Linked DNA regions of Homo sapiens: all the other regions are linked to region 1. The links are chromatin contacts, found by Hi-C or POLR2A ChIA-PET in ENCODE. All regions are on one chromosome and are shown on one strand. The core of a region is the stretch at or near the end of the contact, and the rest is flanking DNA. Distances in the headings are between cores, read along the strand shown. Region 1 holds the start of FAS (Fas cell surface death receptor). Region 2 overlaps LOC101929727 (a long non-coding RNA gene). Region 3 overlaps RNLS (renalase, FAD dependent amine oxidase). Region 4 has its middle 200 kb from the start of PTEN.

Region 1 (2,700 bases), core at 80-2,579:
ATGCTCAGAGTGTGTGCACAAGGCTGGCACGCCCAGGGTCTTCCTCATGGCACTAACAGTCTACTGAAAGGTGGAACAGAGACAAGCCTATCAACACCTACAAGACTGGTGGTAAGTGCAGTGACAGATGCAAAACACAGGGTGATGGAAAGCCCTCAGGAGGGTAACCTAACCTAGATTTGAGGGCCCAAACAGGCTCCAGAAGAAAATGTCAACTGAGAGGAAGCCTGAAGGATGAACAGTGGGCTAAGCAAAGGGTTATTAATGTGTTATTAATGGGTTGAATCTAATTGGGAAGGGAGAGAGGTTGCAGAGTGAGGTGCAGAGCTTGGTGGACGATGCCAAAGGAATACTGAAACCTTTAGTGTGTCCAGTCTGGAACTGCATCCAAATTCAGGTTCAGTAATGATGTCATTATCCAAACATACCTTCTGTAAAATTCATGCTAAACTACCTAAGAGCTATCTACCGTTCCAAAGCAATAGTGACTTTGAACAGTGTTCACCAGAGCACGAAAGAATTACAAGATTTTTTTTTAAAGAAAATTGGCCAGGAAATAATGAGTAACGAAGGACAGGAAGTAATTGTGAATGTTTAATATAGCTGGGGCTATGCGATTTGGCTTAAGTTGTTAGCTTTGTTTTCCTCTTGAGAAATAAAAACTAAGGGGCCCTCCCTTTTCAGAGCCCTATGGCGCAACATCTGTACTTTTTCATATGGTTAACTGTCCATTCCAGAAACGTCTGTGAGCCTCTCATGTTGCAGCCACAACATGGACAGCCCAGTCAAATGCCCCGCAAGTCTTTCTCTGAGTGACTCCAGCAATTAGCCAAGGCTCCTGTACCCAGGCAGGACCTCTGCGCTCTGAGCTCCATTCTCCTTCAAGACCTCCCCAACTTCCCAGGTTGAACTACAGCAGAAGCCTTTAGAAAGGGCAGGAGGCCGGCTCTCGAGGTCCTCACCTGAAGTGAGCATGCCAGCCACTGCAGGAACGCCCCGGGACAGGAATGCCCATTTGTGCAACGAACCCTGACTCCTTCCTCACCCTGACTTCTCCCCCTCCCTACCCGCGCGCAGGCCAAGTTGCTGAATCAATGGAGCCCTCCCCAACCCGGGCGTTCCCCAGCGAGGCTTCCTTCCCATCCTCCTGACCACCGGGGCTTTTCGTGAGCTCGTCTCTGATCTCGCGCAAGAGTGACACACAGGTGTTCAAAGACGCTTCTGGGGAGTGAGGGAAGCGGTTTACGAGTGACTTGGCTGGAGCCTCAGGGGCGGGCACTGGCACGGAACACACCCTGAGGCCAGCCCTGGCTGCCCAGGCGGAGCTGCCTCTTCTCCCGCGGGTTGGTGGACCCGCTCAGTACGGAGTTGGGGAAGCTCTTTCACTTCGGAGGATTGCTCAACAACCATGCTGGGCATCTGGACCCTCCTACCTCTGGTGAGCCCTCTCCTGCCCGGGTGGAGGCTTACCCCGTCTTAGTCCCGGGGATAGGCAAAGTGGGGCGGGCGCGGGACGCGTGCGGGATTGCGGCGGCAGCGGCGCACGCGGGCACCTGGGAGCGGCGGGCTGCTGCGGGAGGCGTTGGAGACTGGCTCCCGGGGGCTGTTAGGACCTTCCCTCAGGCCCGGGTGCTCAGAACGCTGGAGGACTTGCTTTTCTTGGGCCTTGATGCGAAGTGCTGACCCCGCTGGGCAGGCGGGGCAGCTCCGGCGCTCCTCGGAGACCACTGCGCTCCACGTTGAGGTGGGCGTGGGGTGCGGACAGGAATTGAAGCGGAAGTCTGGGAAGCTTTAGGGTCGCTGGAGGGGGACCCCGGTTGGAGAGAGGAGCGGAACTCCTGGACAAGCCCTGACAAGCCAAGCCAAAGGTCCGCTCCGGCGCGGGTGGGTGAGTGCGCGCCGCCCCGCGGGGGCGGGGAGAGAGCCTGCAGCCTTCAGAACAGATATTGCTCATTTTCTGGCAGTTCTCAGACGTAGGAAATAAGTCAGCACCGAAGCAGTGGTTAAGCCGGAGGGCTCGGAAGAACGGCACCTTTTCTTTCTCGAAAAAGTTATATGGGGGCTGAATGAGCTTCTGGAGGCTTGTTTACCGTTTTTTATTGTCACACAGAAAAAGAAACTGCCTTGTCTCCCTTCCGGGAATTCTCTCTTTAAGACTGTAAGTCGCTGCCTGAGTGGTTTCATTTTGTTTTGTTTTTCTGCCCTTCTCTTTCTTCTTTTGCCCTTTCTTAGCTTGCACTCCCATGGTGATTTCTGCTTGGTCTCCTGCTGGGGTTGGTGGTACTCGTTCCCACCGCACAGAACCCGGCGCCTATTATTGGCCAAGAAACTTGAGCAGCCTGTTTTGAAAAGTCCCTCGCTCAGAAATGCCAGCTTGCAGATGGCTAATCAAAGAGACGTGGATCCAGGAGGCTCATTTGAGTACCGGAGCCTCTGAGAGTCCATGGATTTTTATTTTATTGGGCCCCAACAAAGTGCCAGGCATAGCGAGAGAAGTGTTTACAAATGTGATCTCCGCGGATTCTCACGAGAGCCATGTAGTGGGGAAGATAACCACATCCCCATTTTACAGATGGCGAAATGAGGTTCAGAGAGCTTCAGTAATTCAGCCAAGATCACACAGCTAGTAAATGGGAGATATGGGATTGAACTCAGATCTAATTCCAAAACTCAGGCTGTTCGCTGATTGCATCTGATATC
Region 2 (2,700 bases), core at 19-2,518, 720 kb before region 1:
TAATCAAAATCTCCAGTAGGAGAAGGCCCTTGTATTTCTGTTTCATTTTTTTTGCTAGTTGGTGGGAGAACACACTTTTCAAAATACTAATAGTTCACCACCGGACAAGAGATACATACAACCCCAACTTCCAAGTAAATGGAAAATACCTTTTCTGGGTACGTTTATTTGGAAAGGGTTTCTTCACTTGAAGAAAGAATTAACAAACCCCTGTTTGGGAGGATAAAACAAGAAATTCCTTTGGGATGTCTCAAGTTTCTAGAGAGCCAGGCTCTCGCAGGCTGAGGTGGCTTCCACACTGTTCATGAACTGCTCTTGGCGGGCTGGTGGCCTGTTTGATATTCTGAGGTCTAGCAAAGATTTAGCTCCAGGGGGTCATCAAGAGGTCATGGTCTTGATCATTTCCTCTGTTATTTATCTTTGGCTTGTGGTACTGGAGCCTGCCTTTGATACAGGGCATTTCTACCACAGCTGCACAGAATCAAGCATTTCAGTGATTTGGTTTGAGGTGAAGGAGGCTTGGCTTCTAATGCTGCGAAAATGTCACTGGGTACATCTGAGAATATCTAGCTCTGTCCTTCACTGATGAGCAAATTCATTTCTGGGGGTTTACCAGTGGCACTTCCCAGACTTGGGTCAGGAAAGGAATCCTCCTGGTGAGGACAGCAGTTTTCAGTTTGAGTAATTCCATTTTCAGTTCCTTCTGAGACATTTTTCTTGCTCTGAGCTGGAGATAAAAGCAGCATGTCTCAGGCCTCTAGGGTGGATCTCTACTTTTCAACACTGTTTATGACTCACCTGTGACTGCCCTCAGTGCAGCCAAGGGGACCATTTATGCTGAATTAGCCTTTGGATTTTTCTTCTTAGTGACAGCAAAACTTCCGTGACAGCAAACAAGTAAACCACAGGAACATCCCTGGTCTGCTCAGCACAGCAGGCTCTTGGGTTCTCAGAGAGCCTGGGAGGACTTTTCAGCTTGTCTTATGTGGGTTTGTTCACCCCGTCCGGTTTCATTTTTATTTAAAACAATTGGTATCTTTCATCTTGGTTGCCAAGTATGGGTTGCATATGGTTTTGACCTGATATGAAGGGCCCAAATCAAATACCCAGGACTTGGCCTGGAAAATTGGTTGTATAAGACCTGCTCTCTTGTTCCCCTAAAAAGCAGCCTAGCAAATGGAAGCAATGGGTCCCAGGAGTTCGTTTCTGTATGCGGCTCTAACTCTGCCACGAAGGCCAGGACAGATAGTGTGCAGTGCTCTGTCATGTCTACCAGAGAAAATGATGCAACATGTGCTGGAGACTTTACCATCTGTGCAAGAGTGCAGCCCTAGGCTCAATCCAAAAGAAAAAGGAAGTGGCATTATAGCAGGGATATTCCCAGTGAGTCAAATTCCCAGAACAGCCTGTCCCTCCTCAAGGTGGTCAGTGTGCCCCAGCATCTCACCTCCAGATTTGGACTAAAACAGAACTGTTGCGTGCAGGGGTTAGAGAGGACTAGAGCAGTGATGTATTTTATATATCATATTTTCTAGCAATGGTTTTCCATCTGAAACCCAGTTTACATTGTGGCCCAGGGCACAGAAACAGAAGCTTTATGAAACAAGTTACTGTTTCCATGTGTCAGCATTCTAATTTTCCTTTCCTTTTCCTGTTCTTTTTTCTGTTATTTTAATTTTTTAAAAAAGCTTCTTGACTCACTAAATTACTATAACAAACCACTTATGAGTCAAAGCCCATATTTTGAAAAACAACATTGCATTAGTGTATACAGGCAGCACCTTGGGAACATTTATAGAATATGGATTCTTGGGTCCCTCTCCAGGGATTCTAATTCAGTCATTCCTGGGCCCAAGAATCTACGTTTTATGTTAACCTGACCTAAATGTGACCATTATGAGGGCAGGAAACGGTTTTGATCCCTAACATATCCCAAGTGCTTTACATGAAGAACTTGGTACAGCACAGGCTCTTGGTCATTGGTGGTTGAATAAATAAATGAATGAAAAAGTATTGATCTTCAAATGATTCCATCCTTCAACCCCAGCCGTGCCTCCCTTTGCATCTATACTGTTGTCTTCGTTTTTTTAAGATAGATACTCAAATAGTCTCTAGACCTTTGAATTGCAAAATTGCTTTGAATCTCCAAGTTGGAAGCTGCCTTGAAAGTCTCTAATCTAGGGATTCTCAGGTGTAGAAACTTTGTCTCGCTGCTTTAGAATTCCTTGGGGAAGTTTAAGGCAAATACATATCCCTAGACCCCAGCCCTGGAGTTTCAATCCAGGTAGATAGGGTTCATGGCCCAGGAATCTGCATTCTATCCTCCCTCGGGTGATGCTGTGGCCCAGCCAGGGTTGGGATGCACTGTTCTTGTGACCTCTCCCCACTGTGGATCACTGTGGATGGTGGTCACCCAGCCTCTGCTGGAAACATTTTGGGCTGGCAGAAAGAAACTCCCAGAGGTCTGCTCCACATTGAAAAGCTCTGCTTATTGGAAATTTCTTACTGATATTAGCTTCAATCACTTTCCTACTGCTGCTAGTCTTGGTTCTGCCCTCTGGAGCACCTCAACACAAGGCCAATTGGCTGCCTGACTGCTCATTGTGAAAATACAGAAAAAATATAAAGAAAGAAATGAAAATTTTTTAAAATCCCACCACCTTGAAGACATTGAATATTTCTTTTGGTCTTAATATATGT
Region 3 (2,700 bases), core at 49-2,548, 610 kb before region 1:
ACTGTAGTTATAATTCCCATTTTACACATGAAAAAACTTAGGCTCAGAGAGGCTAAGTAATTCCTCAAAGCCACACAACCTAGGCTTTGCAGCCAGGAAGATGAGATTAAATCATGCTTAATTCCCTTACCAGTGTATGACCTTGGGAAAGGCTGTGAACTTCAATTTCTCTACACTATAAATTGAAAATTATAGTACTGACTATATCATAGGGTTGATTTCAATATTAGATTAATTACTATATAGAAAGCACTTAGAACAACTATAGCTCTAGTGTGGAGTAGTCAGAAATGGCCTGGAAGTTCATTTTTAGTAAAGAGATTAATAAAATAGTTTATTATGTACCAGGAGTTGATGGAGAACAGTTCCCAATTCAGCTGTCAATTTGAGCTTTTCGCTTATGAAATCTATGCTATTGAGTTGACGTTTGTTAAGGAAAAGAACCTAATGTCTGATAAACAGGCAAAAATTAACTATTACATTTAAATGTGACTATTGCAGATGTACTAAGTAGTTGAGAAAGCCAGTTGGGGTCATACTCACTTAGGCTTACACCTAGCTTTGCCTCCTTGTTAGCTGTGTGACCTTGGTCAAATCACTTAACCTTTCTGAGCTGAGGTACCCTCCTCTATAAAATGTGGATTTTAAGTAGGCTATTATAGAGGATGATGTGAGGATTTTAAAAGACCATGCATCAAAAGTACCTAAGATGAAGCCTGATTTAAGAATGAGCTCAGCAAATGCTAGCTCATTTCCTTGGATTAGCCTTTCTACACTGACCCAAGGCTTGCAAGGCAAAGCAAAACTAAATAAAAGCAAAATGAAGTTAAAAAGCCCAAACAAATAAAAACCAATTTGTTAATTGGGTGTTGGTGGATAAAAAGACTCTGAAAGTACATCCAGTCAAATTTGAATTTCAGGTAAACTATGAAATTATTTGTAGTATAAGTATATAAGTATGTAGTGTAAGTATCCCAAGCATTGCATGGGATATACTTACACTCACTAAATTCTTCACTGTTTATTCAAAATTCCAATTTAACTGGATGTCAGGTATTTCTATTTATTAAACCCGGCAGCCTAGACATGGTAGAATTTAGTAAGCCCAGACATGACAGACTCCTGAATAGCCAAGGCACAGAATTCAAAAGAGTCAAATGTGTTTCCAACTTGCTAACTGCAAAAGCATCAAGGAAAAGGTTGACCCCACCCTCTCTGTCTCTGCCAAGCAAAGAGCCCAGATGGGAAACCCCAGGTGAGTGATTTAGCCTCCTGTGCATACTCTATGGGATCCTGGTGCAGAGGTTGCTGGGAAAACCGTGGCAGCCTGCCCTAGGTTTTCCTTCGGGTGGGGCCCTGTGGTTATGGTGTGGTGACTCTTTGTCACGGTGCCCCTGCCACGCCCTGCTTAGTCCACCTGGTGGTTGGGGGTAGGGGAGAAGAGAAGTTACAGGCAGAAAAAAAGGACTTATCAATGTAACATATTTCTTAGGTGGTTTGTGCATTGCTGTTTGGGCTTGCAAAACTTTAATTATTACTTTGATGCAGAGTGGCTGCAGATTGTCACTGCCAGGCCTGATTTAATAGCCTGCTTGCACAAAGTCCGACAGAGATTGCTTTTGTTGCACTTTCTAACAGCTCGTGATGGTGGCTTTTTTACGTTAAGGAGGAAACTCTGTGGTTAAACTGTAGCCTAGGTATTTTTAGAGCCGTTACCATGTTAACCGAAATTTCGTACATTTCACCTGCAGGATATGCAGTCGTGCTTAGGGCCTTCCTTAAACTCTAACAAAAAATATAATTTAACAGTTGTTAATACTGTGCTTAGGACCAACTCCATGTTATCAGAAAAGCTACTGACCAAATACTGGACTGCTAAGAATCCTTTTTTTGGATGGGTGGTACTGTGCCATTAGAGAGTATTTTTTTTTCCTTGATATAAAACGAGTTGAAGGAACATAACCAAAAGGCTAAAATTGGTTAGTTCTAAAGGTCAGAGCCTGAAGGCAGTGACCCATTTGTTAATCATTAAGCTTTTCTAAGCCGTCTCTGACAGAATTCTGGCTTTCTGCCACTTCTCTGGTCATTTTAAACTGCAAATTCTTGTACTGTTTCAGTTTTTAAGTAGGTTTCAAAGGTTATGAGAAAGGCATAACTTGTTAGCTATTTTTCCTTATCAAACGTCTTTAGGGTTTTGGAAGGCAGAGCTGTTCTGTGTTAAGAGAATCCTCACAGCATACCCAGCCATACAGCATTTAAAGATGGACTCTTGGGTCCTCTGAAAAGGGTGGATTTCTAGCTATCATTCCCATGTTACTTAGTTTCCATAGATAAGCAGGATGTGAGGGCTGAGGACACCCACTTAGCCATTAGGTATTAGTTCCCAAATCACTGCTATCTCAGGGTAGTTGTCTCCAATAATCCCAGCACTGAAAGTTCAAAAAACAGGAGCAAAATAACCACAATGTATTTATCATCTTCTGTCATCAGTTATAAAGTGGAAGTACTTTAAAATATTTTGAATGCATTTTTGTAAAGCCCAGTGAGGTTCCAGTGCTATGACGTTTCATTGCCAGAAAACTCAATGCCAGTTTATGCTCTAGTCCATCTGAATAAAAAGTGATCTGTACACCCAAAACACATAAACAGAACTAAATTTTATGTAGCCAAGGGACATTAAGCTGCTAAAACATTTGCTTC
Region 4 (2,700 bases), core at 94-2,593, 930 kb before region 1:
AAGAAGCTTTCAGGAAAGTGACTGTTACTACTCAGCTAACAATGTAGTGCTGAGCACTTTGCAGGACCGAGCTCACGAAAGTCTCACACAAGTCCTAGGAGGAAGGTGCTATTATTATCTCCAGTATACAGATGAGAGAACTAAGGCTTGAGAAGGCCATGAAACTTGGCCCAAGCTCACACAACTAGTCAAGTGTCAGAGCCCTCAGCTCTCTCTGCCTTCTGATTTAGAGATTTTAATTAGTGCAAGTTCAATATCTAAACTCTAGGAAGTTGCTAAGTATTTGGGGTAGAACCACATGATTCAGGTGATGATCAGTGTATGACACTTTACTATGACAGGCCAAAGAATTGAGTAAGTAGCATTTAAAGTTTTTACTGAATGGGATTAATGTCTTGTTCCAGGAAGGATTGAAGGCAGCTGATATAAACTGGGCAATATGTGAGTAGGTAGAGATGGTGAGCTCCAGAGGAATTTGGGATGATTCTCAGAGGAGGGACTCTGGTTGGGCCTTGAAGGATGAGTGGGAATTAGGTAAGTAAAGAACATTTCAGATTTGGGGAATCAGAATCAACTCTCTTTTAGGAGGCTTGCATTTGAAGCTACTCCATGAAAATGTTCTAAGTACACACAGTGACCTTTCTTGGGCTATGCTCCTACACTTGCTGAGCTCTTATATTCTTGAGAGATGTTTTATCAGCCTAAGCATGCAAAGAAACATGTGACCTGTGAAGTAATCCTTCACCAAGAGCACGTGCCAAAGCTGGTCAATATTGGGCCAGAAATTCTCCCCATCCCACCCCACCCTGCCCTGTCATTAACCAATTCTCCCCACATCCTAGTGTCACTAGTCTTTTCATGGTTCTGAAAACATGTTATTGCTTAAGTGCATTTCTCTACCATACTTTACAGACATTATCACTAGTCCTCACAACTGCTCTAATAAGGTAAATGACATTAGGCCCATTTTACAGTGGAGGAAACTGAGACTGAGAGGTGTTAAGAACTTTGCCCAAGTCATACAACTTCTTGGTGGTGGAAGCAACTAATTCATGGAAGAAACAGATCTGATGCCAAAGCCCGTGTTCTCTCTACTCTACCACATACTCTCCTTAGAACCGAATGAAGACTCCCCAGGCAGTTTTTGCTAGTATTCTGGATTTGTTTAAAAATCCTCGTAAGATGTTAACAACTTTAAGTCCTGTGGTGGTATGGGGGACCTGAACACCTGGGTGCATTTTCTTTTATTTACTCTAACAGGGACACAGACCTCTGGCTTCTTTCATAGAAACCCCCCTTTTTGAAATGTCTCTGTTTTGTTCATTCAGGAGAACAGATCAGCATCTCTCATGCAAGGCCTGGCTCTGTGCCCATCTCACTTTTGCAATGAATTTAGCAACATCTGCTTTGCCCATTAAAGTGATTTTTCTCTTCCTGGCCCTGAGCCTGTATGCTTGCTGCAATTGATTACTAGCAATTTCCTTCCCAAACCAGAGAGTTCAGTGAACTCTAAATTGAATTGTTGCTCACTGGTCTCCTTTGGACCAATTGCATATGGCTTACGTGCAAAATGGTCAAGCCACTCAGTTCCCGAATCTATAGGCTGATGATTCTGGTTAAACGTGGGAGAGGACCTGATGAGTGACATTTCCCATTTTTGCACACAGTGGCCTAGGACTGTGGTCACTTCTGTGTTTCTCAATTTCAGGTGGGGGGAGGGGATGAAGCCACCTTGCTTACAGCAAGGCTGTTGAAGTACACACCCTCTTTCCTTTCAGTCATATTGCAGCACCAATGGCCTCAGATGTAGTTGCCTGGAAACCTTGTTTCAGAGACATCTGAGAAACATATATCTAGCTCCAGAAGTGGCTTAGAAAGACCTCAGGAAGATGCATATCACTGTACTCTTTTGAAGGCAGCAGTGGGTCCCTTTAAGTGGTTCAGGCAGCTTTTTAAGATAAAGCAACGCCCAAAGTGATGCTGAGCCTGTATACCTGGCCTGCTGCTCCATCTTGATTGGCGGATATCTAGTTATCCTTTGAGATGTAGTCTGAGTGTTACCTCTCAGGGAGTCTGCCCATGTCTCACTCAGCCCTGTATTCCCAATATCTAGCACAGTGAGTACATGTAGTGCACCCTCAGTGAAAGGACAAATGAGTGAAGGATGCTGCTCTTCTCGTGAGAAGATTTTAAACTGGTACTTTGCTCTGAGCTGTCCTTGAAGTGTCTCTCCTTCCCCACAGCCATGATAGCTTTACACAGGGACAGTGAGGAGTTGTTGGTTATTTAGAGAAGTGAAAGTCAGGAGTCTCCTCTGCCACATAGTCCTAAAAAAAAAAAACAACAAAAAACCCAAAACAAAGGAACTTATTACTGACCAAATTACTTCCATATATCAGGGAGGTTAATTTAAAGCTAGGAATCTATAAATAAGAAAAAGGTAGCATAAATGACTAACATCAAATAGTATTGACAATTGCTGGAAATCATTTGAGTCATTGCACATTCTGTCTCTTTGAGCAGACATTCCCCGTTTCCACCACAATTGCTGACTGCATACCTACCAGTATCAGCAGCCACTTCTGAAATGATTATCGCAGACGAGACTGCAAATATCCTATTCTTGCAGAACTCTGTCACAAACATCTTTAGCATCGAGCTTGGGGCTTTCTGCCTTTATTTCTGGAAGAGATCTCATTT

The links. A loop is a pair of places that touch in the nucleus more often than their neighbours do. ChIA-PET counts read pairs that join two places held with the same protein, here RNA polymerase II (POLR2A). Pooled maps may share reads with other maps.
Region 2: a loop to region 1 is called in a pooled map, with 5 times the contacts of the local background. The contact joins the enhancer-like site here to the promoter of FAS in region 1. A Hi-C loop is called at or near these places in 2 of 37 single-sample maps with no recorded cell type and 9 of 50 pooled maps. POLR2A ChIA-PET finds 5 or more read pairs at or near these places in 1 of 52 experiments (PC-9).
Region 3: a loop to region 1 is called in a map of OCI-LY7, with 3 times the contacts of the local background. The contact joins the enhancer-like site here to the promoter of FAS in region 1. A Hi-C loop is called at or near these places in 3 of 168 maps with a recorded cell type or tissue (OCI-LY7 and naive thymus-derived CD4-positive, alpha-beta T cell), 1 of 37 single-sample maps with no recorded cell type and 9 of 50 pooled maps. POLR2A ChIA-PET finds 5 or more read pairs at or near these places in 1 of 52 experiments (GM12878).
Region 4: a pooled map shows a loop between it and region 1 (5-fold over the local background). The contact joins the enhancer-like site here to the promoter of FAS in region 1. A Hi-C loop is called at or near these places in 1 of 168 maps with a recorded cell type or tissue (OCI-LY7), 1 of 37 single-sample maps with no recorded cell type and 4 of 50 pooled maps.

The regions. Positions count from the first base shown.
Region 1 is chr10:88,989,469-88,992,168 of GRCh38, forward strand. FAS (Fas cell surface death receptor) reads left to right here and starts at 1,330. Exons shown (of 9, transcript NM_000043.6): 1 at 1,330-1,438. The coding sequence starts at 1,409. FAS-AS1 (FAS antisense RNA 1) reads right to left here. Exons shown (of 1, transcript NR_028371.1): 1 at 1,954-2,700. It also overlaps a transcript of ACTA2 not described here. RefSeq lists a silencer at 26-75 and enhancers at 483-994, 995-1,505, 1,646-2,055, 2,186-2,265.
Region 2 is chr10:88,270,668-88,273,367 of GRCh38, forward strand. All of the region lies in intron 1 of LOC101929727 (a long non-coding RNA gene), which reads left to right. It also overlaps a transcript of RNLS not described here. Among named protein-coding and RNA genes, the nearest start is that of RNLS, 310 kb to the right of the region's middle. RefSeq lists an enhancer at 934-983. Within about 2 kb of position 1,269, at least 7 of the 41 ENCODE cell types and tissues checked have a DNase peak (open chromatin) inside an H3K27ac peak, as active enhancers do.
Region 3 is chr10:88,384,378-88,387,077 of GRCh38, forward strand. All of the region lies in intron 4 of RNLS (renalase, FAD dependent amine oxidase), which reads right to left. Among named protein-coding and RNA genes, the nearest start is that of RNLS, 200 kb to the right of the region's middle. Within about 2 kb of position 1,299, at least 26 of the 41 ENCODE cell types and tissues checked have a DNase peak (open chromatin) inside an H3K27ac peak, as active enhancers do; they include GM12878 and OCI-LY7, where a contact is called at or near this core.
Region 4 is chr10:88,063,313-88,066,012 of GRCh38, forward strand. No RefSeq gene overlaps it. Among named protein-coding and RNA genes, the nearest start is that of PTEN, 200 kb to the left of the region's middle. Within about 2 kb of position 1,344, at least 15 of the 41 ENCODE cell types and tissues checked have a DNase peak (open chromatin) inside an H3K27ac peak, as active enhancers do.